Regions from separate parts of the Homo sapiens genome. Here region 2 is linked to region 1. A link is a loop called in an ENCODE intact Hi-C map of the cell type or tissue named here. Cell type or tissue: breast epithelium. All regions are shown on one strand. Links, peaks and the distances in the headings refer to the core of each region. The heading gives the core; the rest is flanking DNA. Region 1 overlaps KCNJ8-AS1 (KCNJ8 antisense RNA 1). Region 2 has its middle 21 kb from the start of GYS2.

The links. Peaks named below come from ENCODE experiments on the same cell type or tissue, not always from the same donor. Only the 100,000 strongest peaks of a DNase experiment are listed, where the experiment ranks them.
Region 2: a loop joins it to region 1, with 19 times the contacts of the local background. A loop is called at or near these places in 19 of 110 quality-filtered maps.

The regions. Positions count from the first base shown.
Region 1 is chr12:21,681,425-21,697,423 of GRCh38, forward strand. The region is part of intron 1 of KCNJ8-AS1 (KCNJ8 antisense RNA 1); the gene reads left to right. Among named protein-coding and RNA genes, the nearest start is that of KCNJ8-AS1, 27 kb to the left of the region's middle. In breast epithelium, for the core only: no CTCF peak of the experiment used is centred there; a DNase peak (open chromatin) is centred at 6,607.
Region 2 is chr12:21,617,972-21,633,970 of GRCh38, forward strand. No RefSeq gene overlaps it. Among named protein-coding and RNA genes, the nearest start is that of GYS2, 21 kb to the left of the region's middle. In breast epithelium, for the core only: no CTCF peak of the experiment used is centred there; no DNase peak of the experiment used is centred there.

The DNA.
Region 1 (15,999 bases), core at 2,972-10,971:
CCTATCCCTCCTCCCAATCTCAATGACAAAAAACAAACAAATCAGGCCAGGCATGGTCGGTGGTTCACACCTAAATCCCAGCACTTTGGGAGGCCAAGGTGGGCAAATCACTTGAAGTCAGGGGTTTAAGATCAACCTGGCCACCATGGTGAAACCCCTTCTCTACTAAAAATACAAAAATTAGCTGGGCATAGTGGCATACGTCTTTAGTCCCTGCTACTTGGGAGGCCTGAGGCAGGAGAATTGCTTGAACCTGGGAGGCAGAGGTTTCAGTGAGCCGAGATCATACCACTGCACTCCAGTCCGGACGACAGAGTGAAACCCCGTCTCAAAAAAAAAAAAAAAAAATTAGCCAGGTGTGGTGGCGGGTGCCTGTAATCCCAGCTACCTGGGAGGCTGAGACAGGAGAATCGCTTGAATTGGGGAGGCGGAGGTTGTAGTGAGTTGAGCCACTGTACTCCAGCCTGGGTGACAGAGTAAGTGAGACTTTATCTCAAAAAACAAAAATAATAAATAAATAAAAATGTTTATTCATGTTCCTTATATATGGCCTTTTGAGTTTCTACAAGGTGATATCTACTTTATCAACAAACTGAATGTCCTTTAAGCCCTTTGATTTCAGTTTTATAAGATAGTTGTCTTCAAGTTCTTGTTAGTTTTGCGCAATCTAGACCTCATACCACCTATGGTTAACTGACCAAAGGCACTATTTGTGAAGATCTGTCTGAAGCAGGTACAGGCACAAAAACAAGGCCAAAGCTGAGAGTAGAAAAAAATCACAATTCAACATTAAAGTGCTGGGGCATTTGAGGAACGAAAGTCTTTGTTGGCACATTGCTTTCACACTTACCTGGGATATTCTGCTCCCAGATATGTTCTGGGAACCTCAGGAGTATTTGACTAGCCTGACCCATGCTTGGTCATCAATTCTGGATGAAAAGTATCTACTCATAATCTGAGCATTTAATGGTTCTTGGATATTGTATCTTTTTTTGTTAAGTGGGGCTGTTTTTTCCTGTTTCTTTAATTTTGATACCAGTTTTCACAGACAAAAAGCTGCTCATTTTCTAGGAGCTAACTTACTTTTAATGGCTTAATTTATATTTATGGAATAAAGCAGACAACTGAACTTATTCTTTGATACTGTCATTTTTTTTTCATAATATAAATTGCCCTTCAGCCTAGACAAAACAGCTGAAGCCAATCTTGAGTTACCTATCTTGGGATTAAAGTGACTATAGTAGTGGTGGTAAAGCAGACAAGTTTCATCTAGCTCTTTTGTCCTGTTTTGAGTACTAAATTTTTGAAGGTTTTAGTTATTTTCATTGCCATATATCATAAATTCTGCAGAGTAAAGAATTCTGGCCATTGGAGAACATTGTTTTACATCCTTAATTACTGTACATTAATCTCTTATGGACTCAGTCAACTTTAAACTCTACTTCACAGGGATTGTTAGAAGAGGCAGCTAAGAAAGGTGAGCCTAGAAAAATCCTTTGTCTGGCCTCTCAGTAAATAGGTCTGGAGAACTGACTTACTGATAGAGAAAGAAGGGATACTCTACCTGTCCTCAGAATCCATTCCTCTTTTGCCCAGTAGTGTATTCTCTGTGTCTAGTACAGGGCTTGGAAAACAATGTATTTTCAAATAATGTGTTTGTTTGAATAAATGAGATGAATGGTATTAACAGCCCTCTGCCTTTTAAAAAGCAGCAAAATAGTGACCACCATTGATTTCTGAATCTCCAGATCTCATCACTGGAAAGTTCTCTGACCTATTTCTAGCAGAGAAAATGATTTTCTTGCTCATCATTTTTGGGAGTGCTCTTCTCTTGCCATGCCAGGCATATTCCTCTTCCCAATCAGTCAGAGATCACATGTGGAGCTATTCTTGGATTTTGAAACCATCGGCCCTTGCCAAGGTGTGTGGAATGGCTGCAAAATTATATAACTCTGTATGCATCCACCTTTCTGTTGCAATGTGCCCTTCGTCTCACTCTCTTTAAGGACGGATCTTTATGGCTGGCCCTGAACACAAAAGTAAAATTTGTTTTGTGTTCCTATAAATGAATCTTTGGGGATTAAAGAATCTAGTTTGCAGTCATTTTCTTCTCTGTTTCCTATTCTTATTTTTGTTTTGTTTTGTTGTTCTTTTGTACTTCACTTAAGTTCTCTTGATTCTTCACTCTTAAGTAACTCAGATGTCCCCACTTTTTTTTTTTTTTTTTTTTTTTTTTTTGAGATGCTCTGTCACCCAGGCTGGAGTGCAGTGGCACAATCTTGGCTCACTGCAACCACTGCCTGCTGGGTTCAAGCAATTCTCCTGCCTTAGCCTCCCAACTAGCTGGGACTACAGGCGTGTACCACAATGCCAGCCTAATTTTTTGTATTTTTAGTAGAGATGGGGTTTCACCATGCTGGCCAGGCTGGTTTTGAACTCCTGACTTCATGATCAGCCTGCCTTGGCCTCCCAAAGTGCTGGGATTACAGGCATAAGCCACTGCACCTGGCCCAGTGTCCCCACTTTTTAGTCTCTGTTTCTAAAGCCAGCCTCCCTCTTCAGTCTACTTCAGATCAGTTGCCTTGCAATAAGAACCATCAAGGAAGACAGTGCCTTTAGAAGACTTCTGAAATTGTATTGATAGCCATTTCATTCCATTCTTATTTCCACATCAAATTAAATAAGAAACAACTATTACTCCCCTATCATCTAGTGCACCTTAGCTCAAAGGCATCACAGAACCTACATTTGCTAAAAACTTCTAACTTGAGGCTTGCTAATGCTGGTCTCTGGGGTCACACAGATGATGCAAAACCCAGTCAGTCAGGATGGGATTGAGGAGATTATTCTCCATTGAAGTCCACCCAGGTGGTCAACTGCAGATTTAGGTTGGGTTTGGAGTGGAAGGTCTTCACAGAATGGAGTGCCTTAACAAGCTAAGGATATTAGAATTAATTGAAAAGTGGCAAATAATTACTGCCTCCTTTCACTTCTTGTATCTTTGTTTGATGTCTTTCAAAATTTTTGGAAAATTCTGTTATTATTTCTTTACATATTTCTCTAGACAAAGAGCTTGGCATATTCATAGAACAGAAAGGCTGTCAAAGTCACTGGTACAGAATGAGCAAGGGAAGAGTGATGAGATGAGGAGGGTGGGCATGGACCAGGTTATACAGGTCCTTGTAGGCTAATAGTAAAGATTTCAATGTTATTTGTCCTTTTTATTATGGAAATTTTCAAATGTACACCAAAATAGAGTTATGTAACTACTTCCAATATATACATCACCAGTTCCAGTTACCTTTTTCCTTTCTGCCTTTATTTACTTTCCTCCAACATACTAGGTCATTTAATAGCAAAATAAAGACATAGTTTTATTTGTAAATATGTTAGTATCATTGAAAGATAGGAATTCTTTTTTTTTTGACGGAGTCTCACTCTGTTTCCCAGTGCCCAGGCTGGAGTGCAGTGGAACCATCTTGCGGCTCACTGTAAACCCCACCTCTTGGGTTCAAACGAGTCTCCTGCCTCAGCTCCCAAGTAGCTGGGATTACAGGCATATACCACCACACCCGGTTAATTTTTGTATTTTCAGCAGAGATAGGGTTTCACCATGTTGCCCAGGCTGGTCTTGAACTCCTGAGCTCAAGCTGTCTGCCTGCCTCAGACTCCCAAAGTGCTGGGATTACAGGTGTGAGCCACCGCGCCTGACTAGGAATTCTTAATATAACTACAATTTCATTATTACACTTAGCATTAATATTGTTAAAATATTAACAATAATTTTTAAATATCATCAAGTATTGTCAGTGTTCAAATTTTCCCAGTTGTCTCGTAATTTATTTTCAGTGTGTTTTTGTTTTGCATCACATTAGAAATAAGCTTCATACAACATTGCCACTGGTTACTATGTTTCTCAAATATTTTTTAATCTATAGGGCTTCTCTCCATTACTTTTTTCCCACTCTTGCAATTTATTTGTTGTAGAAACTGAATTTTGCTGATTGCATCTCTATGGTGTCATTTTATATATTTCTGTAATTTCAGTAAATTGGTAGTTAGATTTAGAGTCGATTTGGAATAATAATAATAAGTTTATTATTATTATTTTGTCAAGCATACTTGATAGATTTTTTGCACTTCCATAGAAAGGTATATCTTGCCTGGTTAGTTTTCTTATTTGTGATTTTAGAAGCCCTTATTAATCATTACCTAAATCCATTAATTCATTATAGTTTACAAAAAAATTCTATCATTCCTTTCTGTTTTATTAGCTGGAATATTTCTGTATTTCTATACAGAGAAACCTATCCTCATTAGTCATTTAGTTACCTTAAAGTATAATTTATATAGAAAAAGCAGGATAAAATTTGATTTTTTTCCCTTTACGTACTCGTTTTCAAAATAATGACTTTGTTGCATATTATCCTCCAAAGTTGGCCAATGAGTTTGCTTGTTTGTTTGAATATTATTATAAACCATAGGTTTAATACATGTGATGTGATTGTATTTATTGTTCTATTGATGCTCTAATTGTCTAATTTCAGGGCAGTGGGAATCTCTTCAGGTTGGCCAGTGAGTCCTTTGGCATGATCTTGGCATTCCTTCTTTTCTGATTCAACAAGATAGTTCAAGTTTATTTTGTAAATTTCTTGCTCTAGCTTTGGAATCAGTCCTTTCTCCAGGAACCCCACTTTCCATATAGTGGAAAATCATCTTTAGAGACCACAACATGGGCACTAAAGTACTCATTACTACTAGGTTAGTAGTAGTTCTAGTACTACTCATTAGTTCTAGGCCTTTGCTGAGGACAGAGTTAAGGAACCCTTGAAATAATTTGTGTTTTAGGGTAAAATTCATCATAGGTTCACACCAGTATTTTCAATTAATATTCAGGAAGACAGAACTTTAATTTTACTTAATTAACCTTATGTTTGTAGCTACTTTTTCTCATGTTGAAATTCCTATTTGTTAATGACACAAATATATTTGCTTTATCCTATATGACACACTCAATGGTCTCAGAATGACAATATCACCACTACCATCAACAATAAGAATTACAGAGAATAGTTAATGTGTTTTTTCAGGTTTTATTTGTCTTTAGACTATTTGTCATTAAGGATGTTCAGAAAAGATTACTGTGTTCGAAAATTACTTGTACCTATTCATATAACTAATATATAATATTTATGTATGTATAAAACATTTAAAGCATTCACTGGCCAGGTGCGGTGGCTCACAGCTGTAATCCCAGCACTTTGGGAGGCTGAGTGGGGTGGATCACGAGGTCAAGAGATCAAGACCATCCTGGCCAACATGGTGAAACCCTGTCTCTACTAAAAATACAAAAATTAGCTGGGCATGGTGGCACGTGCCTGTAGTCCCAGCTACTCAGGAGGCTGAGGCAGGAGAATTGCCTGAACTTGGGAGGCGGAAGTTGCAGTGAGCCGAGATCGCGCCACTGCACTCCAGCTTGGTGACAGAGCAAGGCTCTGTCTCAAAAAAAAAAAAAAAAAAAACTTTGTAATTTAGCATTCCATTGATTTTTTAAAAATATATCTAGACACAAACACATACTCTGTTTTCAGATAATGGTAGCATAGTGTACAAGTTTTTCATTACTTTGTTTTTACTCCATAATATATCCTACGTAATTAATAGATTTATAGAGATATGGCTTATGCCTTTTTCACATCTTCAGAGTATTCCATTGTGTAAGGATACATTATTTAATCAGTCCAGTCCCCTCTTGATGGACATTTGACTCTTTCTAGTATTTTAATATTATAAATAATGATTCATTGAAGAATCTTGGAGAAGACCTAAGATAGTTGACTAGATGCAGCCAGGAAGAGCATCTCCCATAGAGGGACTACCAGCACACTCTGAGCAGATATTTGAAGGGAAGACATTAAGAGAGTGGAAGGAAGGAAGGAAGACGCAGACCCTGGGCTGAAGCGGGAGGAAGCTGGAAACCTTGCCCAGGGCAGTGAAACACCAAGGCTTGCTCCTGGCCCTCTGCAGTTCCTGGGGGAAGAGATAAGTTAAATAGGTAAGCAGTGGCCGACTCTTGCCATGGACCTCCAGACTCCTAGCTTCAGGAGACTCTTATGACCCCCACAGAAACTTGAGCTGATAGGAGAGCTACTTGGAGAGGTGGCAGGGACAGTATTCCAGCCTGTGCAGAGCCAAGGGGGGTTGGCATAGGAATAGAGGCAGTGGAGCACGGCCAGGGGCATTCATCCCCAAGGCTCACTACACTCCCCTAGGTGGCTTTGGCCTTTGTTTCCTGTCATACCTGGACAGAGTGGCACGGTTTTGCCCATGGGATGGGGCTAGTATGATCTGTGCACTCCCTTGCCTCCCAGTCTCTCCCAGCATGCCTGCCTGGCCGTGCCCATTTGCAGCACAGCCTTGGATGCCCAACTAGGGTGCTTCCTGGTGGCAGCTGCCATAGCTACTTCACCGGCAGACCCCACCTAACAATCAGGGAGCTTCAGCAGATGGGCCTTGCTGGTGCACACCCACCTACAACCTTCCCTCACCCCTTTGGCAGTGTGCACATGCACAGACTTCACTGCTCAGTTGTCACTGGCATGTGTGTGTGGACCTCCTGCTGCTGCCCCGCTCCCTCTGGCATGTGTGGACACTGCCTCATTGCAGCCACCTTTGTGAGCACTCATGAAAGGATGCTATCTCCCCACCCTTGTGAGCACATGTATACCCCATCATGCTGATGCTGCTGGCAGTGCATGCATACTCTGCTGCCACCACCCTGATGATGTGCTTTTGCTGGCACCCCCCATCAGAGTGTTGTCAGCAGACCAGAGCACTTCAGCCCGTCCTGCATAGCAGGTGCTTAACCTCAAGTGGACAGAGAACAAAGCTGTGGGCCTGCTACCAGCCCCCCAGGGTTAGCATGCAGCCCACAGTTGCTGAGCTGAGCGTTGGCCATCTGAAATCATTCAGAAATGAAGCCGGCTGACTGAACTCAACTTATACCGCAGTCAAAACTTCAAGGTCTTCAGAAAATATAAAAGCAAAAAGCTCCATCCAAAGTTTACCAACTTTAAAGGTTAAAGGAACATCAGCCTGCATAGATGAGAAAGAACCAGCACAAGAACTCTAGCAACTCAGAAAGCCAGAGTGTCTTCTTATCTCCAAATGATTACACTGGCTTCCCAGCAATGGTTCTTAACCAGACTGCCATGGCTGAAATGACAGAGATAGAATTCATAATCTGGATAGTAATGAAGATCATCTAGATTCAGGAAAAAGTTGAAACCCAACCCAAGAAATCTAAGGAATCCAATAAAATAACACAAGAATTGAAAGATGCAATAGCTATTTTAAGAAAGAAACTGATCTGCTAGAGCTGAAAAACACACTGTAAGAATGTCATAATACAATCATAAGTATTAACAACAGAATAGACCAAGCTAAGGAAAACAATCTTTTTTTTTTTTTTTTTGACAGAGTCTCGCTTTGTTACCCAGGCTGGAGTGCAGTGGCGCATCTCCGCTCACTGCAATCTCCACCTCCACAGTTCACGCCATTCTTCTGCCTCAGCCTCCCTTGTAGCTGGGACTACAGGCACCCACCACAACACCCAGCTAATTTTTTGTATTTTTTTTTAGTACAGACGGGGTTTCACCGTGTTAGCCAGGATGTTCTCGATCTCCTGACCTTGTGATCTGCCCGCCTCTGCCTCCCAAAGTGCTGGGATTACAGGCATGAACCATGAAGACTGGTTCTTCTAATCAACTTAGGCAAAAATAAATAAAAAAGAACAAAAAACAATAAAACCTCCAAGAAATATGGGATTATGTGAACAGACCAAGGCTATGACTCATTGGTGTCCTTGAAAGAGAGGGAAAGAGAGCAAACAACTTGGAAAACATATTTGAACATATTGTCCACAACATTTCCACAAAATGTCCCTAACCTCACTAGAGAGGTTGACATTCAATTTCAGGAAATTCAGAGAACCCCTGTGAGACACTATATACAAGATGACCATCCCCAAGACACATACATACTCATTAGATTCTCCAAGGTCAATGCAAAGGAAAAAATATTAAAGGCAGCTAGAGATAAGGGGCAGGTCACCTGCAAAGGCAACCCCATCCAGCTAACAGTGGACCTTTTAGCAGAAACCCACAAGCCAGAAGAGATTGGAGGCCTATATGCAGCATTCTTAAAGAAAAGAAATTCCAACCAAGAATTTTATATCCAGTCAAACTAAGCTTCGTAAGTGAAAGAAACAAAATCCTCTTCAGAAAAGCAAATGCTAAGGGAATTAATTACCACCAGACTTGCCTTACAAGAGGTCCTTAAAGGAATGCTAAACATGGAAACAAAAGACTGTTACTGGCCACCACAAAAACACACTTAAGTACATAGACCATTGACCCTATAAAGCAACCACACAAGCCTGCATAACAACTAGCTAACAACAGTATGATATGATCAAATCTGCTCATAACAATATTAACCTTGAATGGAAAATAAACACTCCACTTACAAAAACACAGAATGGCAAGTTGGGTAAAGAAGCAAGACTCATCTGTACACTGTCTTCAAGAGATCCATCTTACATGCAATGACACCCATAGGCTCAAAGTAAAGAGATGTAAAAAAATTTACCAAGCAAATGGAAAATGAAAAAGATCAGGGGTTGCTTTTCTAATTTCAGACAAAACAGACTTCAGACCAATAATCAAAAAAGAACCAAAGAGGGACATTGCATAATGATAAAGGTTCAATTTAACAAAAGACTTAACTATTCTAAATATATATGCACCAACGCAGGAGCACCCAGATTGATAAAACAAGTTCTTCAAGACCTACAAAGAGACTTAGATAACAACACAATAATAGCGGGAGACTTCAACACCCCACTGACAGTGTTAGACAGATCATCAAAGCAGAAAACTGACAAAGATATTCAGGACCTAAACACGATACTTTACCAGATGGGCCTAATGGGCATTTATAGAACATTCCACCCAGCAACAACTGAATATACATTCTTCTCATCTGCACATGGCACATGCTCTAAAATTAAGTATATGCTTAGCCATAAAACAATTCTTGACAAATTCAAAGAAACCAAAAACATATCAACCACACTCTTGAACCACAGCACAATAAAAATAAGAATCAATATTAAGAGGGTCTCTCAGAACTATACAATTATGTGGAGATTAAACAACCTACTCCTGAATGACTTGGATAAACAATGAAATTAAGGCAGAAATCAAGAAATTCTTTTAAACAGTGAAATTAAGGCAGAAATCAGATTCTTTAAAACGAATGAAAACAAACATACAACATACCAGAATATCTGGAACACAGCTAAAACAGTGCAAAAAGGGAAGTTTACAGTGCTAAATCACCACATCAAAAAGTTAGAAAGATCTCAAACTGACAACCTAACATCACACCAAGAAGAACTAGAAAAACAAGAGCAAACCAACCTCAAAGCTAGCAGAAAAAAACAAATACCCAAAATCTGAGCTGAACTGAATCAAACTGAGATGCAAAAAGCCATACAAGGCCAGGCATAGTGGTTCACATCTGTAACCCCTGCACTTTGTGAGGCAGAGGTGGGTGGATAACTTGAGCCCAGAAGTTTAAGACCTGTCTGGGCAACATGGAGAAACTCTGTTTCTACTAAAAATATAAAAATTAGCTGAGTGTGGTGGCACATGTCCATAGTCCCAGCTACTCAGGAGGGTGAGATGGGAGGATCGCTTGAGGCCAGTAGGTGGAGGATGCAGTGAGCCAAGATCATGCCACTGCACTCTAGCCTGGGTGACAGACTGAGATCTGTCTCAAAAAAAAAAAATCAATGAAACAAAAAATTGGTTCTTTGAAAGAATAATTAAGATTGATAAACCACTAGTTAGACTAATAAAGAAAAAAGAGACAATCCAAATAAACACAATCAAAAATGATTATCATTGACCCCACAGAAATGGAACACAGTATCATTCAGAGACTATTATGAACACCTCTGTGCAAACCAACTAGGAAACCTAGAAGAAATGAATACATTCCTGGAAATATACAACCTGGTAAAGATTGGACGAGGAAGAAATTGAAACTTTGAACAAAACAAAAATGAGTTCCAAAATTGAATCAGTAATAAAAGCCTACTAAGAAAAAGTCCTGAAGTAGATGGACTCACAGCTGTATTCTACCAGGTGTATAAAGAAGAGCTGGTACCAATCCTACTGAAACTGTTTTTAAAAATTGAGGATGACAAACTCCTCTCTAACTCATTCTATGAGGCTGGTATCATTCTGATAGCAAAACCTGCCAAACACCCAACAACCACAAAGTAAAACTTCAGGCCAATATCTCTGATTACCATAGGTGCAACAACCCTCAACAAAATACTAGAAAAGCAAATCCAGCAGCATATCAGAAAGCTAATCCACCATGATTAACTAGGCTTTATTGATGTGAAAGATTGGTTCAACACACACAAATCAATAAGTATGATTCATTATATGAAAATAACTAAAAGCAAAAACTACACAATCATCTCAATAGACACAAAAAGGCTTTCAATAAAATTCAACATCTCTTCATGTTAAAAATGCACAACAAACTAGGCGTTGAAGGAATGTACCTCAAAACAGTAAGAGCCATCTATGACAAACTCACAGTCAACATCATACTGAATGGGCAAAAGCTGGAAGTATTCCCCTTGAGAACCAGAGCAACCAGGGAAGAGAAAGAAATAAAAGGCATCCAAATAGGAAGAAAGGAGGTCAAACTATCTTTGCAGATGATATGATTCTATACCTAGAAAATCCCATAGTCTCTTCCCCAAAACTCCCAGATCTGATAAACAACTTCAGCAAAGTTTCAGGATACAAAATCAATGCACGAAAATCGCTAGCACTCCTATACGCCAGGAACATCCAAGCTGAGAGCCAAATAAAAAAACTTATTCCTATTCACAGTAGCCAAAAAAATAATAACATATATAGAAATACAGCTAACCAGGAAGGTGAACAATCTCTACAATGAGAATTAAAAAACACTGCTGGAAGAAATTAGGGGTGACACTAACAAATGGAAAAATATTCCATGTTCATGGATAGGAAGAATTAGTATTGTTAGATTGGCCACGCTGCCCAAAGCAATGTGCAGATTCAATGCTATTCTTATCAAACTACCTCAATGATATTTTTTCACAGAATTAGAAAAAAGTATTCTAAAATTCATGTAGAACCAAAAAAAAAAAAAAAAAAGCCTGAATAGCCATGGCAACCCTAAGCAAAAAAGCAAAGCTAGAGGCACTTTAATACCCAATTTCAAACTATACTACAAGGCTATTGTAGCCAAAACAGCATAGTGCTGGTACAAAAACAGACACATCGACTAAGGGAACAGGTTAGAGAACCCAGAAGTAAAACCACACATGTACAACTATCTGATCTTCAACAAAATTGACAAAAAACAAGCAATGGGGAAAGAACTCCTTATTTAATAAATGGGGCTGGGATAACTGGCTTGCCATATGCAGAAGATTTAAACTGGACCCCTTACTTTCACCATATACAAAAATCAACTCAAGATGAATTAAAGACTTCCATGTAAAACCCAAAACTATAAAAATTTTAGAAGAAACCCTAGGAAATCCCATTCTGGACATAGGCCCTGGCAAAGATTTCATGATGAAGACTTCAAAAGCAATTGCAGCAACAATAAAACTCGACAAATGGTACCTAATTAAACTAAAGAGCTTCTGCATAGTTGAAAGAAACTATTAACAGAGTAAACAGAAAACCTACATACATAATGGGGGAAAATATTTGCAAACTATGCACCCAACAAAGGTCTAATATACATAATCTATAAGGAACTTAGACAAATTAACAAGCAAAAACCAAACAACCCCATTAAAAAATGGACAAAGGATATGAAGACACTTCTCAAAAGAAGACATACATGTAGCCAACAAACACATGAAAAGAAGCTCAACATTACTAATCGTTAGAAAAACGCAAACCAAAACCATAATGAGATACTATCTCACACCAATCGGAATGGCTATTATTAAAAGGTCAAAAAATAACCGATGCATGTGAGGTTGTGGAGAAAAGGGAGCACTTACACACCGCTGGTAGGAATGTAAATTAGTTCATCCTCTGTGGAAGTCAGTTTGGAGATTTTTCACAGGACTTAAAACAGAACTACCATTCAACCCAGCAATCCCGTTACTAGGTATATACCCAAACTACCATAAAGACACATACACGCATGTGTTCATCGTAGCACTATTTACAATAGCAAAGATGTGAAACCAGCCTAAATGCCCATCAATGATGGACTGGATAGAGAAAATGTGGTATGTATATACCATGGAATACTATGTAGCCATAAAAAGAAGGAAATCATGCCCTTTACAGTAACACGATGGAGTTGGAGGCCATTATCCTAAGCAAATTAATGCAGGAGCAGAAAAGTAAATACTGCATATTCTCTCACCTGGGAGATAAACACTGAGTACACATGGACGCAAAGAAGAGAACCATAGACACCAAGACCTACTTGGTGGTGGAGGGTAGGAGGAGGGTGAGGACCAAAAAACTACCTATCAAGTCCTATGCTTATTATCTGGGTGACTAAGAAATCCCATGACACACAATTTAGCCATGTAACAAACCTGCACACGTACCCCCCCGAACCTAAAATAAAAGTTGCAAAGAAAAAAAAACCAGTATTAAGCAGGTATATTTCTGTTTTTACTAATGTATCTTTGGGTTGATTCCTAGAAGTAAGACAGCTGGATTAAGGGTCAGGATTTTGTATTGTTTTCTAATCTCAATGGGCAGTCTTGAGGTATGTAGCTTTTGCCATGGTCATAGTGAAACTGGAAAAGTTCCCTTGTCCCCTTCGCAGGGCATGCGAGAGAGGGAGTGGCTAGCTTCTTCAGTGTTTCGCTGCTCACATCTCTGGGGGAGCATACAGATGGGCAGGATGTGGGGCTTCGACCCCATGGCAGTGTCTAGGGGTGAATTTTTACAGCTCCTGAAGCCCCAGTGAGTGTGTGCTACTGGGGGCTCTTAGTTTTGCTGTCTATAGGCAGCTTGTGTTAATCAGCTCAATTAGACACTCTGCCTCGTGGCAAGGACAGAGGCCTTTCTGTATCCCGGGTTCTTGCCTTGGTGTGCCTGAAGAATCGGTTCACACGTGGGCTTGAAGAATGAGTGCAAGGTTTTACTGAGTGGAAGTAGCTCTCAGCAGATGAGGGAGCCAGAAGGAAGATGGTTTTCCTCTGGAGTTGGGCTGCTGGATGGCCTGGGCGCTCTCCTCCGACTGCCCCAGCCAAACTCCGTGTCAGTCTGCCAGTCGGTTGGTGGCTTGTTGGCCTGCTGGTGCTTGTCGGTGCGTTCCTCTCAATGTCCAGCCACCTGCGTGTTCCTCCAGTGATGTGCTCCTCTCGATGTCCAGCCGTTTGTGTGTCTGCCTGTTAGGGTGTTGGGGGTTTTCATAGGCATAGGATGGGGGAGTGGCACGCCAGGGTGGTCTTGAAAAATGCAACATTTGGGCAGGAAAACAAAAATGCCTGTCCTCACCTAGGTCCCTGGTCACAAGGCAGGTGGTGGAGTCCTAGTCAGGGACCACGCCCTTCCCTATTTCCGTATCATTTAAAGGGCCCACACCAGCACTTCCCTTCCCAGCACTTCCCTTCCCCACTTCCGTATCAATAGCAGGGGTGGGATTCTTAGGACATCAGTGCTCACGGGAGTGGGACAGTGGTTTAATAAATAATATTATCTTTGGAGATAGACACATACACACACATACCACACACTCAAGCACCAGGTAAGTGAATAATGTTTCATTCAACCTTGTTTTCTCATCGCATTGATGAGAAAAAATATCGCTTCTTCCTACGGCCACTGTCGTGTGAACCTTGAGTATTCTCCCCATGTCTGCATGGGTTTTCTCTGGGTACTCAAATTTCCTCCCACATCCCAAAGATACGCACATTCAGTGAATTAGCATGTCTAAATGGCCCCTGTCTGAGTGAGTGTGAGTGTGTGTGCCTGAGTGTGCCCTGTGATGGGATGGCGGCCTATCCAGGGTGGGTTTCTGACTGGTGCCCTGAACTGCTGAGACAGACTCACCCACCTACAACCCCGAGCTGGAATAAATGGGTAGATAATTATCCTGCTTGAGTATATTAATAGTTAAAAAATGTATATATAGTTCAAATATTTTTCTATGTTTAATATTAGAAGTGCTTTGGCTCTTTATTTAGAAGTCTGGTGATGTTTTTGTGACCAGAAATTTGTTGTAGGAACTGAATCTTATTTATATCAAGTAGCTGGTGGTAAAATTGGTTTTGTTATATGTCGTTTTGTTTAAACTTTTGTTTAACAAGCAATAGGTTCAAAGAACCTATTTAAGATATAAAGTGAGGAATTAATGTGTGTGTGTGTGTATATATATATATTTTGTAAAATCACTGCCTTTTTAAAGGGTAATTTGGGAACATTTTTATCATTCCTCGGAACGAAGGATAAACATTCCTTTCCTTAAAAATAACATTGGAACATCATTTTCCAGAAATATAAGAATTCTCTCACAGTGGTTGCTATTTTACTTTTCAATGACTTGCCAAAACTAGAAAGCAGAACATATAAAATTTCATCTGGAAATGATTTCTGGGACTTATGTGGTTTTTGTGCTGCTATTCTTTTTTGTGTGTTTTTATGTTAGGAAAAGTCATAGAAGAAGCCAAATTTGGTGTAGGAGCTGAATTAGTTACTGTGATTTACTAGAGATGGACAGGGACTGTGGCAGTCTTTGGCAGGCCTCGAGGAGCAAACTGACAAAGCTGTCATTTTCACATTTAGAATTTTCCATGTGTTCACTGCCAGCCTAGAAACCCCAGGAGCGTGGTGTCCCCTACATTTTCCAATATGTGAAGATGTTCTACCCAGATCTCTCATATGATTGATTCTACAGCCCATATAGAGTCTTGCCCTGTTATTCTAGAGTCACCATTCAGAGTCATCCAATATTCTGAAGAGCTCTTTTCCTTTCATAAAGGCCTTTTCATATCGCTGAAAACAGTTAATCATCAATCTGCATTGAATATCCAGTATATAAAAGAGACTGAAATAATAAACGCCAACTTTTATTGAGTGCTTAACATGTCACAGGCATGATGCTAGTTAAGCTCTTTTCATGGATTATCTCACCTAATTTTCAAAAAGGTTTATTAGTATTTCAAAGGGGCAAAACTGAAGATCTGAAGCCTAGTACTTTTGCAATACTGTAAAGTTGCTAGTGGTAGAATGCTTTCTGATTTTGAAATCCACACTGTTAACCAAGAGACCACTTCATTAGCTAATGAGGGTTCTCTGGAGTTGCTAAAGGAAATGTCATTCATACTTTCTTGAGAGGAATGGATCATATTGCACAGGAAAGGGATGTAAGAACATATATGTATTGTTCTTACATCATATATGTGTGTGTACTAAAGCCCTGTTAGAATGATGAGCAAGGAAGGAATGAGTTTAACCTTTAAATTAGACTGACCTTGCTTCAAAACTTGGTTTCTCCACTCACTCCCAGTGCAGACTTAGATGAGTTATTCATTGCTCTGAGCCAAGTTTTCTCCACGCTTAAATAGGAATAATAATTCTCCAAAGTTTTTTTGAGAATTTGGAAATACTAATATGTGCATAAAATGATTGAAACAGTGTCTGACATATAGAAAGCAAACCCTAAAAAGTAATATATAGATAACCTTTGAGGCATTTTCAAGTCAGTGAATTTTTACGTTTGGCAAGGACCTGGGTAGTTGAAGAGGATAATATGATAGGCAATACAAGTGAAAATAAAAGAAAGCATAAAGACTTGAAAGCAGAAACAAACAAATGGTGTGTGTGTGTGTGCAACGTAAGAAAGTTTGATTTCCTATATAGAGAGTTTAGTATGCTGTGTAATGTGAGATCACAT
Region 2 (15,999 bases), core at 6,520-14,519, 60 kb before region 1:
ACCCGAAAAAAAGATTTTCCTATTGGGCAAGAACATAATCTCTTCCTGCAGATTGTTACTAGTTTAGAGTGTAATCATTTCTTGTCCTTAAACGAATAATTTTAAATGGATTTCAGCCATGTTTGAGTACAATGGATATAATTCCTGACAGTCCTCCTTGACTCCTCCTTCTTCTCCATCTACACTCTTCATATTCCAATCTAACAGCATCCAACATTACTAGAGCACTCACGTGTGCCAGGCAATGTACCAGGTGCTGTAAGTCTATTAAGTATTTAGTCCTCACAACAATCCTGGGAGGAAAGTACCACTATTATGTCCATTTTACAGATGATAAAACCAAGGCAAAGGTTAATGGACAGGTTCAAAGTCACACAGCTAACAAGGGTCAGGGCCATGACTTATATCAGAGGGTCTGGCTCTAGAAGCTGCACTCCTAACTGCTGTGGCCTAACCACAATGTTTACACTTAGGTCTTATTAATTTAGCTCCATAAATATCTCCAGAATTTTCCTGTTTCTCTACTTCTCTGCTACCACCACCCTAGTCTACATTACAATCACCTCTTGCCTGAGCTGGATAATGGTTTCCATGGATCCACTCTTGCCACTTGACAAATAAAGTGCTTTTTGAAAAATGCAAATCTGATCAAGTCATACTCAAACTCAGAATACCCAATTGCCTCCAAATTTTCTTAGGCTGGCTTACAAGATATTGCAGAATACAGTACCTGTTTATGTCTGCAGCTTCTTCTTCACTCTCCTTTTTTCTCCTCTGAGCCCCAACCACACTGTCTTTCTTTCAGTTTCTTGATTAGACCATAGACCTTTCCACCACAGAGCCTTTGCACATGCTGTGCATTCTGCTTTGAAAGCTCCTCCACTTTTTCACCTTCAGATCAAATGTAATGCTCCCAGTGGGAAGCCTTCCATGATTCCCCAAAATAGGGCAAGTTCATCTATTAAAGGTTCTTGTTAGCACCCTGCATTTTTCCCTCCTAAACTTAACACAGTTTGTAATCATGTATACCCTGCTGTGTGATAATTTCACCAGTGTCTTTTTCCCCACTGCTCTTCACGTCTCCTTGCCTTCCACTCTTTCACTGACACCTATCACATGTCCCAACACTCAATCAGAATTAATTACTAGATTCATGAATGAAAAAAATCTGTTTCTGGAAGTATAGGCAGAATTCTCCATACTTACGTACTTAAAAGCAGTATCAGGCAAATTTAAATGATTAAGCATGAGTAAAATGTTGAAATGTCACAGTTTAAAAAATAATGGAGTTTTCTTATAAGAGAAAAGAGAGAATATTTGGAAAGAATTAAGGAGGGAAAAGAGAAGAAGGAAAAGGACAATGCAGAGACACATTCAGTGCTTTGCATCCACCCCCTAGCATGTAAGACGGCTGAAAACATTTTGTCAGGACAATCTCTTCCTTCCAAGAGAAATCCCTTCCTTCTGGAGCTGATGCATTTCTATCTTGAGTCAAGCATCTCCATAGATAACAGTATCATTAGCAGTTAATTTTCAAGTTAAGGAATTGAGGAAGAGGAGAGACAAGATTAAGTGTTATAATGAAATCTATTTTTCAATTAATGTGTCTTGTTTAAGAGTTTACTAGGTCTAGGCCGGGTGCGGTGGCTCACGCCTGTAATCCCAGCACTTTGGAAGGCGGGCAGATCACGAGGTCAGGAGATAGAGACCATCCTGGCTAACACGGTGAAACCTCGTCTCTACTAAAACTACAAAAAATTAGCCAGGCGTGGTGGCAGGCGCCTGTAGTCCCAGCTACTCGGGAGGCTGAGGCAGGAGAATGGCGTGAACCACGGAGGCGGAGCTTGCAGTGAGCCGAGATCGCGCCACTGCACTCCAGCCTGGGCGACAGAGCGAGACTCCGTCTCAGAAAAAAAAAAGAGTTTATAGGTCGACCATTTTTCGGAAAGTTAATAATTCCGAAAAATCATGATTTTCAAGCAGTCTAATGTTGTTAGCATTCACTGCAGCTTTTGAGGTGCCAAAACAACTTTCGTTGCAGCACCACAACTTTGCCTCTGAAATAGACTCTGCGGAAGTAGGTCCTTGCCACCTGACCCAGCCTTATCATCTAACCCTCAGAACCAAAATGTTATGCTCCAGTGGCATCACAGCCCCCACACCATGCTGTGATTTGCTTCTCTTCCAGTGCTGATATTGTCCCCCACTCCTCTCTCATCCTCAATGACTCAATCAGGTGTCATCATGCCAAGGATTCTTAAGCTCCCACCCTCCTAGGTCGTGTTAGATATTTCTCCTTAATTCTCCTTGAATGCCCTATATATATTTATGACTACATTTGTCATACTTCATTTCATAGTAATTTTCTGTGTTTGCATCTGTTTCTCCTCTTTACACAGCCTGACTAAAGTGGAATTGTGTTGTTTTCATCTTTGAGCTCCAGACCCTAGCACACTGTTTGGCCATCAACACTCAATAAAAGTCTGCAGGTTTTGCTTGCTGCCGCTTTTGTGTAGTTTTATTTACTTAGAGTCCACCTTTTTTAGACATTATTTGAAACTATTTACAGCTATCCACAGGTTAGTGAGATGATAGCACAATTCTGAAGTAAGGTTAAAAAAAAAAAGGGATAAAACTTAACCAAGCATGAGGTTGAAGCTGAATATGAATTTAGCTAAAATTCCTTAAAAATCAGCCTCAAAATTTGCTCCTAATTTTCTATTAGTCCACATGAAACAAGATATTATTTATTTTATTCCAGTCTCAATGTTCACCAATAAAATCAGTTTCTTAGTAGATACTGCTTTTATCTGCTTAGTAGATACTGCTTTTTTAAACAGAATTTTGGGTGTCCAAATGCATTTTTATTACTAAAATTCAGATGATCTTACTATTTGTTACTCAGTTTGAGGCACCTGAGGAAAGTGTTTAAAAGTCATTTAATTTTATTTATTTTTTGAGACAGGGTCTTGTTCTGTTGCCCAGGCTTGAGTGCAGTGGTTCAACTGCAGCCTTGACCTCCCAGACTCAAGTGATTCTCCCGCCTCCACCTCCCAGGTAGCTGGGAATACAGGCACGTGCCACCATACCTAGCTAATTTTTGTATTTTTTGTAGAGACAGGGTTTCACCATGTTGCCGAGGATGGTCTTGAACTCCTGAGCTCAAGCAATTCACCTGCCTTGGCCTCCCAAAGTGCTGGGATTACAGGTGTGTGCACCACGCCTGGCCTAAAAGCCATTTAATTTTAAGGTGATATATAAATACACTATTTTTTAAATTATACTTTAAGTTCTAGGGTACATGTGCACAATGTGCAGGTTTGTTAAATATGTATACATGTGCTATGTTGGTTTGCTGCACCCGTTAACTCATCATTTACATTAGGTATTTCTCCTAATGCTATACCTCCCCCATCCCTCAACCCCATGACAGGCCCCAGCGTGTGATGTTCCCCACCCTGTGTCCAAGTGTTGTCATTGTTCAATTCCCACCTATAAGTGAGAATATGTGGTGTTTGGTTTTCCGTCCTTGCAATATTTTGCTCCGAATGATGGTTTCCAGCTTATCCATGTCGCTACAAAGGACATGAACTCATCCTTTTTTATGGCTGCAGAGTAGTCCATAATGTATATGTGCCACATTTTCTTAATCCAGTCTATCACTGATGGACATTTGGGTTAGTTCTAAGTCTTTGCTATTGTGAGCAGTGCCGCAATAAACATACATATGCATGTGTCTTTATAGTAGCATGATTTATAATCCTTTGGGTATATACCCAGTAAAGGGATCGCTGGATCAAATGGTATTTCTAGTTCTAGATCCTTGAGGAATTGCCACACTGTCTTCCACAATGGTTGAACTAGTTTGCACTCCCAACAACAGTGTAAGAGTGTTCCTATTTCTCCACATCCTCTCCAGCACCTGTTGTTTCCTGACTTTTTAATGATTGCCATTCTAACTGGTGTGAGATGATATCTCATTGTGGTTTTGCATTTCTCTGATGACCAGTGATGATGATCATTTTTTCATGCGTCTGTTGGCTGCATAATTGTCTTCTTTTGAGAAGTGTCTGTTCATACCCTTTGCCCACTTTTGACAGAGTTGTTTTTTTGTTTTTTGTTTGTTTGTTTGTTTTTTTGTAAATTTGTTTAAGTTCTTTGTAGATTCTGGATATTAGCCCTTTGTCAGATGGGTAGATTGCAAAAATTTTCTCCCATTCTGTAGGTTGCCTGTTCACTCTTATGGTAGTTTCTTTTGCTGGGCAGAAGTTCTTTAGTTTAATTAGATCCCATTTGTCTATTTTGGCTTTTGTTGCCATTGCTTTTGGTGTTTTACTCATGAAGTCCTTGCCCATGCCTATGTCCTGAATGGTATTGCCTAGGTTTTCTTCTAGGGTTTTTATGGTTTTAGGTCTAACATGTAAGTCTTTAATCCATCTTGAATTAATTTTTGTCTAAGATGTAAGGAAGGGATCCCGTTTCAGCTTTCTGCATATGGCTAGCCAGTTTTCCCAGCACCATTTTTTTTTTTTTTTTTTTTTTTTTTTTGAGACGGAGTCTCGCTCTGTCACCCAGGCTGGAGTGCAGTGGCGGGATCTCGGCTCACTGCAAGCTCCGCCTCCCGGGTTCACGCCATTCTCCTGCCTCAGCCTCCCAAGTAGCTGGGACTACAGGCGCCCGCCACTACGCCCGGCTAATTTTTTGTATTTTTAGTAGAGACGGGGTTTCACCGTTTTAGCCGGGATGGTCTCGATCTCCTGACCTCGTGATCCGCCCGCCTCGGCCTCCCAAAGTGCTGGGATTACAGGCGTGAGCCACCGCGCCCGGCCCCCAGCACCATTTATTAAATAGGGAATCCTTTCCCCGTTTCTTGTTTTTGTCAGGTTTGTCAAAGATCAGATAGTTGTAGATGTGTGGTGTTATTTCTGAGGCCTCTGTTTTGTTCCATTGGTCTATATCTCTGTTCTGGTACCAGTCCCATGCTGTTTGGTTACTGCAGACTTGTAGTATAGTTTGAAGGCAGGTAGCGTGATGCCTCCAGCTTTGTTCTTTTTGCTTAGGATTGTCTTGGCAATGCAGGCCCTTTTTTGGTTCCGTATGAACTTTAAAGCAGTTTTTTCCAATTCTGTGCAGAAAATCATTGGTAGCTTGATGGGGATGGCATTGAATCTATAAATTACCTTGGGCAGTATGGCCATTTTCATGATATTGATTCTTCCTACCCATGAGCATGGAATGTTCTTCCATTGTTTGTGTCCTCTTTTATTTCATTGAGCAGTGGTTTGTAGTTCTCCTTGAAGAGGTCCTTCACATCCTTGTAAGTTGGATTCCTAGGTATTTTATTCTCTTTGTAGCAATTGTGAATGGGAGTTCACTCATGATTTGGCTCTCTGTTTGTCTGTTATTGGTGTATAAGAATGCTTGTGATTTTTGCACATTGATTTTGTATCCTGAGACTTTGCTGAAGTTGCTTATCAGCTTAAGGAGATTTGGGGCTGAGACAATGGAGTTTTCTAAATATACAATCCTGTCATCTGCAAACAGGAACAATTTGACTTCCTCTTTTCCTGATTGAATACACTTTATTTCTTTCTCTTCCCTGATTGCCCCGGCCAGAACTTCCAACACTATGTTGAATAGTGGTGAGAGAGGGCATCCCTGTCTTGTGCCAGTTTTCAAAGGAATGCTTCCAGTTTTTGCCCATTCAGTATGATACTGGCTGTGGGTTTGTCACAAATAGCTCTTATTATTTTGAGATACATTCTGTCACTACCTGGTTTATTGAGTTTTTAGTATGAAGGGCTGTTGAATTTTGGTGAAGGCCTTTTCTGCATCTATTCAATCATGTGGTTTTTGTCTTTGGTTCTGTTTATGTGATGGACTACGTTTATTGATTTGTGTATGTTGAACTAGCCTCGCATCCCAGGGATGAAGCCAACTTGATCTTGATGGATAAGCTTTTTGATATGCTGCTGGATTCAGTTTGCCAGTATTTTATTGAGGATTTTTGCATCGATGTTCATCAGGGATGTTGGTCTAAAACACTCTCTCTCTTTTTTTTGTTGTGTCGCTGCCAGGCTTTGGTATCAGGATGATGCTGGCCTCATAAAATGAATTAGAGAGGATTCCCTCTTTTTCTATTGATTGGAATAGTTTCAGAAGGAATGGTACCAGCTCCTCCTTGTACCTCTGGCAGAATTCGGCTGTGAATCCGTCTGGTCCTGGACTTTTTTTGGTTGGTAGGCTGTTAATTATTGCCTCAATTTCAGAGCCTGTTATTGTTCTATTCAGCGATTCAACTTCTTCCTGGTTTAGTCTTGGGAGGCTGTATGTGTCCAGGAATTTATTCATTTCTTCTGGATTTTCGAGTTTATATGCATAGAGGTGTTTATAGTATTCTCTGATGGTAGTGTGTATTTCTGTGGGATCGGTGGTGATATCCCCTGTATCATTTTTTATTGCGTCTATTTGAGTCTTCTCTCTTTTCTTCTTTATTAGTCTTGCTAGCAGTCTATCAATTTTGTTCATTTTTTCAAAAAACCAGCTCCTGGATTCATTGATTTTTTCAAGGGTTTTTATGTCTCTGTATCTTTCAGTTCTGCTCTGATCTTAGTTATTTCTTGCCTTCTGCTAGCTTTTGAATGTGTTTGCTCTTGCTTCTCTAGTTCTTTCAATTGTGATGTTAGGGTGTCAATTTTAGATCTTTCCTGCTTTCTCTTGTGGGCATTTAGTGCTATAAATTTCCCTCTACACACTGCTTTAAATGTGTCCCAGAGATTCTGGTACGTTGTGTCTTTGTTCTCATTGGTTTCAAAGAACATCTTTATTTCTGCCTTCATTTCATTATTTACCCAGTAGTCATTCAGGAGCAGGTTGTTCAGTTTCCATGTAGTTGTGTGGTTTTGAGTGAGTTTCTTAATCCTGAGTTCTAATTTGGTTGCACTGTGGTCTGAGAGACAGTTTGTTACAATTTCTGTTCATTTACATTTGCTGAGGAGAGCTTTACTTCCAAATATGTGGTCAATTTTGGAATAAGTGTGATGTGGTGCTAAGAAGAATGTATATTCTGTTGATTTGGGGTGGAGAGTTCTGTAGATGTCTATTAGGTCTGCTTGGTGCAGAGCTGAGTTCAAGTCCTGGATATCTTTGTTAACCTTCTGTCTCGTTGATCTGTCTAATATTGACAGTGGGATGTTAAGGTCTCCCATTATTATTGTGTGGGAATCTAAGTCTCTTTTTAGGTCTCTAAGGACTTGCTTTATGAATCTGGATGCTCCTGTATTGGGTGCATACATATTTAGGATAGTTAGTCTTCTTGTTGAATTGATCCCTTTACCATTATGTAATGGCCTTCTTTGTCTCTTTTGATCTTTATTGGTTTAAAGTCTGTTTTATCAGAGACTAGGATTGCAACCTCTGCTTTTTTTTGCTTTCCATTTGCTTGGTACATCTTCCTCCATCCCTTTATTTTGAGCCTATGTGTGTCTCTGCGTGTGAGATGGGTCTCCTGAATACCACACACTGATGCGTCTTGACTCTTTATCCAATTTGCCAGTCTGTGTCTTCTAATTGGAGCATTTAGCCCATTTACATTTAAGGTTAATATTGTTATGTGTGAATTTGATCTTGTCATTATGATGTTAGCTGGTTATTTTGCCCATTAGTTGATGCAGTTTCTTCCTAGCATTGATGGTCTTTACAATTTGGCATGTTTTTGCAGTGGCTGGTATTGGTTGTTCCTTTCCATGTTTAATGATTCCTTCAGGAGCTGTTGTAAGGCAGGCCTGGTGGTGACAAAATCTCTCAGCATTTGTTTGCCTGTAAAGTATTTTATTTCTCCTTCACTTATGAAGCTTAGTTTGGCTGGATATGAAATTCTGGATTGAAAATTCTTTTCTTTAAGAATGTTGAATATGGGCCCCCGCTCTCTTCTGGCTTGTAGAGTTTCTGCCGAGAGATCCGCTGTTAGTCTGATGGGTTTCCCTTTGTGGGTAACCCGAACTTTCTCTCTGGTTACCCTTAACATTTTTTCCTTCATTTCAACTTTGGTGAATCTGATAATTATGTGTCTTGGGGATGCTCCTCTCGAGGAGTATCTTTGTGGTGCTCTCTGTATTTCCTGAATTTGAATGTCGGCCTGCCTTGCTATGTTGGGAAGTTCTCCTGGATAATATCCTAAAGAGTGTTTTCCAGCTTGGTTCCACTCTCCCCGTCACTTTCAGGTACACCAATCAAACATAGATTTGGTCTTGTCACATAGTCCCACATTTCTTGGAGGCTTTGTTTGTTTCTTTTTACTCTTTTTTCTCTAAACTGCTCTTCTCACTTCATTTCATTAATTTGATCTTCAATCACTGATACCCTTTCTTCCACTTGATCAAATCTGTTACCAAAGCTTGTGCATGCGTCACGTAGTTCTCTTGCCATGGTTTTCAGCTCCATCAAGTCATTTAAGGGCTTCTCTACACTGTTCATTCCAGGTAGCCTTTCGTCTAATCTTTTTTCAAGGTTTTTAGCTTCCTTGTGATGGGTTCAAACATTCTCCTTTAGCTCAGAGAAGTTTGTTATTACTGACTTTCTGAAGCCTACTTCTGTCAACTCATCAATGTCATTCTCTGTCCAGCTTTGTTCCTTTGCTGGCGAGGAGCTGTGAGCCTTTGGAGGAGAAGGGGTGCTCTGGTTTTTAGAATTTTCAGCTTTTCTGCTCTGGTTTCTCCCCATCTTTGTGGTTTTATCTACCTTTGGTCTTTGATGATGGTGACCTACAGATGGGGTTTTGGTGTGGATGTCCTTTTTGTTGATGCTATTCCTTTCTGTTTGTTAGTTTTCCTTCTAACAGTCAGGTCCCTCAGTTGCAGGTCTGTTGGAGTTTGCTGGAGATCCACTCCAGACCCTGTTTGTCTGGGTATCACCAGGGGGGGCTGTAGAACAGCAAATACTGCAGAACAGCAAATATTACTGACTGATCCTTCCTCTGAAAACTTCATCTCAGAGGGGCATCTAGCTGTATGAGGTGTCAGTTGGCCCCTACTGGGAGGTGTCTCCCAGTTATGCTACACAGGGGTCAGGGACTCACTTGAGGAGGCAGTCTGTCCGTTCTCAGAGCTCAAACACCATACTGGGAGAACCACTGCTCTCTTCAGAGCTGTCAGACAGGGATGTTTAAGTCTGCAGAAGTTTCTGCTGCCTTTTGTTCAGCTATGCCCTGACCCCAGTGGTGGAGTCTACAGAGGCAGGCAAGCCTCCTTGAGCTGCGGTGGGCTTCACCCAGTTCGAGCTTCCTGGCTGCTTTGTTTACCTACCCAAGCCTCAGCAATGGCGGATGCCCCTCCCCCAGGAGGCTTGCTGCCTCGCCGTTGGATCTTGAACTAACAGTGAGCAAGGCTCTGTGAGCATGGGACCCGCTGAGCCAGGCATGGGATATAATCTCCTGGTGTGCCATTTGCTAAGACCATTGGAAAAGCACAGTGTTTAGGGGGCTGTGTCCCAATTTTCCTGGTACAGTCTATCACGGCTTACCTAGGCTAGGGAAGGGAAATCCCCTGACCCCTTGCACTTCCCGGGTGAGGTGACACCCCGCCCTGCTTTGGCTCGCCCTTCTTTGGCCGCACTCACTGTCCAACCAGTCCCAGTGAGATGAACCAGGTACCTCAATTGGAAATGCAGAAATCACCCGTCTTCTGTGTAGATCCCCCTGGGAGCTGCAGACCGGAGCTGTTCCTATTTGGCCATCTTGGAACCAGAAATACACAATTGAGCTTACAACATACTCAAAATTAACATACAGTAAAAAAGTCTTCTTATATGTCTATATGGATATTACCTAAATATAATACTTAGGTTTAATATTGACTTTTTAATATCAAAATATGTTCTGTTAATATACAATTTATTAAAAGTCTGCTTGCGTCAAGCACGGTGCTAGCAACCTTCTCTCCCATCCCCACCACATACTAATATTAGGGATAGAAACAAAGTGTAATAAATTTTTAAATTTTAAGTAAGCAGCTGGCAATATCTCCTTGCAAAGCCCTTGGCTAATCTATATGTGTTATTTTTGTCACTGTTAAAAATATCCTGGGCACTGTTCTAAGAATTACGTAGCTGATTAGAAATGACCATTAAGTTTTCAGCATGACTTGAAAGCACCAGCTGCCTAGTGTCAGGTGAGAGTCACAATTTCCAGGTGGCCATGGAGTTTCTCACTGCTACAAGGGTATGCCCAGCAACCATCAATGTTTTGAGATGCGAGCAGCCAAATACAATGTCAATAGAACAAACAAGACATAGCTTGGGAAATGAATTTTCATCACCTTCTGATTGTTTATTTTTTCTTTCAGGAGAAAAAATTTCTGTATTATGCAACCCTTCTACACCTTAGGCTTTTCTACATTTATTAGAATGTTGCTTTTACCCCAAACTATATTCATCTCAGAATAATCTTATCACCTTTATGTTTGTTCTTCTCTGATCCCTAGTAATAAAATTTATTGGCTATTTAAAAATAGATTTAATTAAATCTATCTTCTAGGGATGCAAGATTTTGTTTTTCCTCCATATTACTCAGCTAAATTTATTGGTTTTGACATTGTGAAATCTGTCTTTTATTCTACGGGCATAGATAAATTAATATAGATCATTTAAAGAGAATGATGGCCCTTCCATCACTAACTTCTATGGGTTTCAAGTATATAGTTTAGAAATCAAGAAACCTATGTCTCAATGCTAGACTCAAATTATCCTGAAACACAATATCTAGTCAGAAAGAGCCTGTTCCAAGGGCTTTTAATGGGAAACAGAATTATTTACTACAACTAACACTTATTATGTGTTACACAATGAAAATGTCTTATATAGTGTAACATTTAATAGAATCTCAAACTTTCCAAAGGGAAAATTACTTGATCTTGAAGAAGCTTTGTGAACTCTAACTTGTACAAACAACAGTAAATAGATCTTATAATCTAATGACCTGATCAGCATGGGTTTCTTTACTTTGTGATCTAGTCAGGAACTTTGGGGGAAAAAAATCATCACCAGAACATTAAGAGTGCTTGTAAAGGACATTTCATAAAAGAATAAAGTTGTGGTTGTTATTTTTCCACAGTGTAGAAAGATGAAAAAAACAAAGAAACAAGGTGACAAAATTAATCTACCAGAATTTCTGAAGATTTCAAGGTCCTTGCTACAATTTTTGACTTTGAATGGAATTTCTGACATTTATTTTTATAAAAAGTTTAATGAACAATTTGTTCAGCGGATCCAAAAGCCATAAATTATAAAAAGTATATCCTAAAATGTTCTCTTGCATCTGCTTAGGTTTTACCATGCTTCCTCCCACCAACCACCACCCCCTTAACTCTAAAAAAGTCCCCAGACTTTTTTGCTGTCTTATCGTTTCTTGTTGTTTATACAATAAAATATAAAGTATATAATTTTTCTCCCTCCATTTTTCTGCATGCTGCTCTTTTCATGGGCCAATACATCTTTCTGTAATGATATGTGGAGAGCATGCTCATTCTTTTATACAATGGAGTAGCATGCTATTAAATGAATAAGTATACTTTTTAACAGTCTTCTGTGGATAGACATTTCCATTGTTTACTGTCTTTTGCTGTTGTAAGCAATGTGGTCTGACTAAAGTAGAACATACATCAAGTTGTTCTTGTGCTAGTGGTAGGATTAATTCTCAAAAATGGAATTTCTGAGTCAAAAGGCACGTACCTTTTCATTTTGATAGACGTGGCAAAATTCCCATCCATGAGGGTTAGACCAATTTATGCTCTTTCCAGAAATATATGAGTTCTATTACCCCACAATGGAGTGCATTATCAAACATATATATATTTTTCCTATTCTCTTTGGTGAAAAATGGTATATCAGTATATCCTTTTAATTTTCACTTCTTATAAATGGAGTTAAGGATTTTTCACATTTAAGAATCTTTTATATATTTAATAACAATTTGCTTCATATTCAATGAATGTCTATTTATCTCTCTGATTTTTTTTTTTTTCTGTGACATTTAAAAAATCAAGGCTGGGGCCAGGTGCGGTGGCTGATGCCTATAATCCCAGCACTTTGGGAGGCCGAGGTGGGCAGATCACTTGAGGCCAGGAGTTTGAGACCCACCTGGCCAACATGGTGAAACCCCATGTCTACTAAAAATACAGATATTAGCTGGGTGTGTTGGTACAGCTTGTAAGCCCAGCTACTCGGGAGGCTGAGACAGGAGAATTGCTTGAACCTGGGAGACAGAGGTTGCAGTGAGCTGAGATCATGACATTCATGGCACTCTAACCTGGGTGACAGAGTGAGACTCTGTCTCAAATAAATAAATAAATCAAGGCCAGTCACAGTGGCTCATGCCTATAATCCCAGCACTTTGGGAGACTGAGGAGGGAGGATGGCTTGAACCCAGGAGTTTGAGAGCAGCCTGGGCAACATAACAAGACCTTATCTCTACAAAAGTAAAATTAGCTGGGCATAGTGGCACACACCTGTGGTCCCAGCAACTTGGGAGGGTAAAGTGGGAGAATAACTTGAGCCCTGAAGTTGAGGCTTCAGTGCGTTATGAATCGAGCCACTGCACTCCAGCCTGGGTGACAGAGTGAAACTCTCTTCAGATTAAATAATAATAATGATAAATTTAAGAATTTAAGAATTCTTTATACAACAGGGAGGCTCACCTTAGCCTGAAATATAAGTTGATGTTTTTTCTCCAAGTTGTTGTCATCCGTTGACTTTGCTTGTGTTATGTTTTCAGGTAAGAAGTTCTCTTTTTCAGTGGTTAAATTGAACCAATCCTTTCTTTAATGGCTCTAGATATGGAGAAAAAAGCTCCTCATAACATCGAGGTAATGACAAAAATGTACATATTTTCTTTTAGAATTTATACAGGTTTTTTTCTGCATGTAAATCCTTGATCTATTTAGATTTGTCCTGGTTTAGGGTATGGATGTGTATATTACATTTTTTTCTAGTCATGAATTTGGGTTATTTATAATCATTTTCACTTAAATCCTGTCTTCTAAATTGTCTCCATGAAATATCTGTCAGTTCACAAAGACTGACTTTTCAGAAAACTTAGGCACTTTGAATTTTACTACCATATTGTTTTTATGATGATAACGTATGTGTGTAGGGCTTGACAACTTATAAAGACATTTTCTACATATTATCTCATTTATATCCTTACTTATTACATTTTAAAGTAAAGAATCTGACACTCTGATCACTTGGATTTGGAGAAAAAGAGCTATGACATTAGAAATGTAACATTTGAACACAAGTATAGCACTCTGCCTCCTATACTAGACGTATAAATGCCATGTTGGTACACATGTGTAGTAGGTCATTCTTGCATTGCTGTAAAGAAATACCTTTATATACATTATAAAGGTAATGTATAAAGAAAAGAGGTTTAATTGGCTCACAGTTCTGCAGGCTTTACAGGAAGCATGGTGTTGGCATCTGCTCAGCTTCTGGGGAGGCCTCAGGAAGCTTATAATCGTGTTGGAAGGCAATGAGGAAGGAGGCATGTCACATGGCCAGAGAAGGAGCAAGACAGAGACTGGCAGGGGGAAGTGCCACACACTTTCAAATCGCCAGATCTCATATGAACTCAGAGTGAAAGCTCACTTATCACCAAGGGGATGGCCCAAGCTATTCATAAGGGATCTGACCCTGTGATCCAATCACCTCCCAGCAGGCCCCACCTCTAACATTAGAGATTATATTTCAGCATTAGATTTGGGTGGAGATGAATATCCAAATTATAGTGACATTAATATGTTTTGTTGCTGTGAAGACCTGGACTATGTCTGCTGTCTTCCCACCATAACAACTAGAAGAGTTACTTATACCAAACAGATATTCAATAAGCATTTGTTTACTGGCTAATTTAATGTGTTATGGCTTCCTCTAATAATTGTCTGCTTAATTTTACTCATAGAGACCTCTTTGTTCCAAAATGGGATAAGAATTCCTGCTTTCTATTCATCTCTCAGTTTTCTAATGCAATGACTAGTATTTCTATGTGGGAGCTCCAATAATAACAGGAATCAGGTTGAGCCAGATACTAGAATGGAAAAGATAGAGATTTTCCCTTGAAAGGTCCACATTACACCTAAAAACACTTCACTGTGTCAGAACTCAGATACAACTGGAGGCGTTTATTATATAGCTGTTGGAAGACACTGATGCCAGGGAGTAAAACAGGTCGTAGAAAAGACTACTGATTTGGTGTCAGGATTTGAGAATTCCAGTTCCAGCTCAGCCATGAGAGATGACATCTATCTATCTATCTATCTATCTATCTATCTATCTATCTATCTGTCTTTAAAAATCACCCACTTCTATTTCCCCTTCAATGTCTGGAAATGCCTTTACTTTCTTGTGGGTTTCATCCCTTCCACCACTCTCAATTCATGGGCATTGGCTCCAGAAAAAACAAGTCATCTATCAATGAGAGCAATGCATTGCTCAGGCCATTGACATAGGTTCAATGATGTACATCTTATTCAGTCAGAGCCAGTAAGATGCAGTGAGATATTTTCTGGAGTTTCTAGGAAAGCAGAGGACAGTATTCTATTAGATCTGAACAAGAGAAGATACAATTCTGGAATTGCTATAGACAAGTTGCTACTATATAGAACCTGAGAATTAAATAAATGTACAGAGGAAAAAAGTTAGAGTTGGAGAAAAACTGCATACTTCTGATGACATCGATTGTTTTATCCTTGAATACGGTGTTGGTTAATGTCAGTTCCATTCCTAAGCTTTTCAGCTAGTTGCACCACTAAATTCCACCTTTCTTTGTTTTAGCCACTTTGCAGGAATACTCAGCAATAGATCCACAAAAGTACTTGGGTATCAATTTCTCTTCTGTAAAATAACTTGGACAAAAGTCACTTCCGCTTCTAAAATCATATGAGATCAAAGTACCTTCATGGATAAACTATCAGTGTCTGTCTCATTCAGTACATCGTTTTTGCATTTTGGATATTGACCCATGGAATATCTGGATCCATGTATTGACTAGCCAGGTGTTACTAGGCGTCTGCTCTATTCCTAAGGAATGTTATTAATTCCATTTTTCACGTTTCCCCAGACGGTAAGAAAATACAAGTGTTCCAACTGAATGTGTGAGGATTCAAGTCTTTTTTTTCTTGATTTTATAGCATCTTATTTTGTTATTTATCGTTCAAGTACATGCCCTCAATTAGATAAAAAGTTATCTAACAGGTACTGTGCCATATAGTTGGGAGTATATCATTTAGAATTAATTGGTTAGCTGAGACAGATACCTAAAATAACAGTGATAGCAGTTTATTTCCTCCTAATATAAAAAGCAATTAGGAGGCAGGCAGTCAATAGCTGGTACAGGCAGCTGCATGCAAACTGAAAGCCCAGCCTTCTTCCAGCTCTTGGCTCTGCCATCCCAAGGTTCTGCATTTCTGTCCATGGTCCAAGATAGCTGATACATTTGAGACTGTGGTCTTCCCATTATTTTGGCATTAAAATGTCTTTTCTTTTGTATGATAGTAGAAAATGGTAGTTTTTTCTCCATGTGCTTATTTGGCAAAATGAAAAGTTGGCAAAGTTGTGTTTGTGCTTCTTAACCTACACACGTCTATTCCCCCTTTTAAACAGTTTAAATAATTCTAAACTGATCCATGAAATTCAAGGTTGGAAACTATTGGCTTATTGCAAATTCAACATTCACGTAGAAACTGAAACAATGAAATAGAAGCATATATTAAATTAACCCTCCTCCTTACATCTAGACAGTAACTTTGGAAATATGATATAAAAAAGGAATTTAATAACTGTATCCATCTCCCATTCTGTAATATAGAAATAATAGCACCCTCATAATATGCTGGAGCATTAAAAAATTTCAATATTATTCTAAGAAGATACAAAAATTTGACAGTAAGTTTTTCTGCATTATAGTACACTGTGCTTAAGAGAAAGGATTTTTTTCCCCCCAAGACG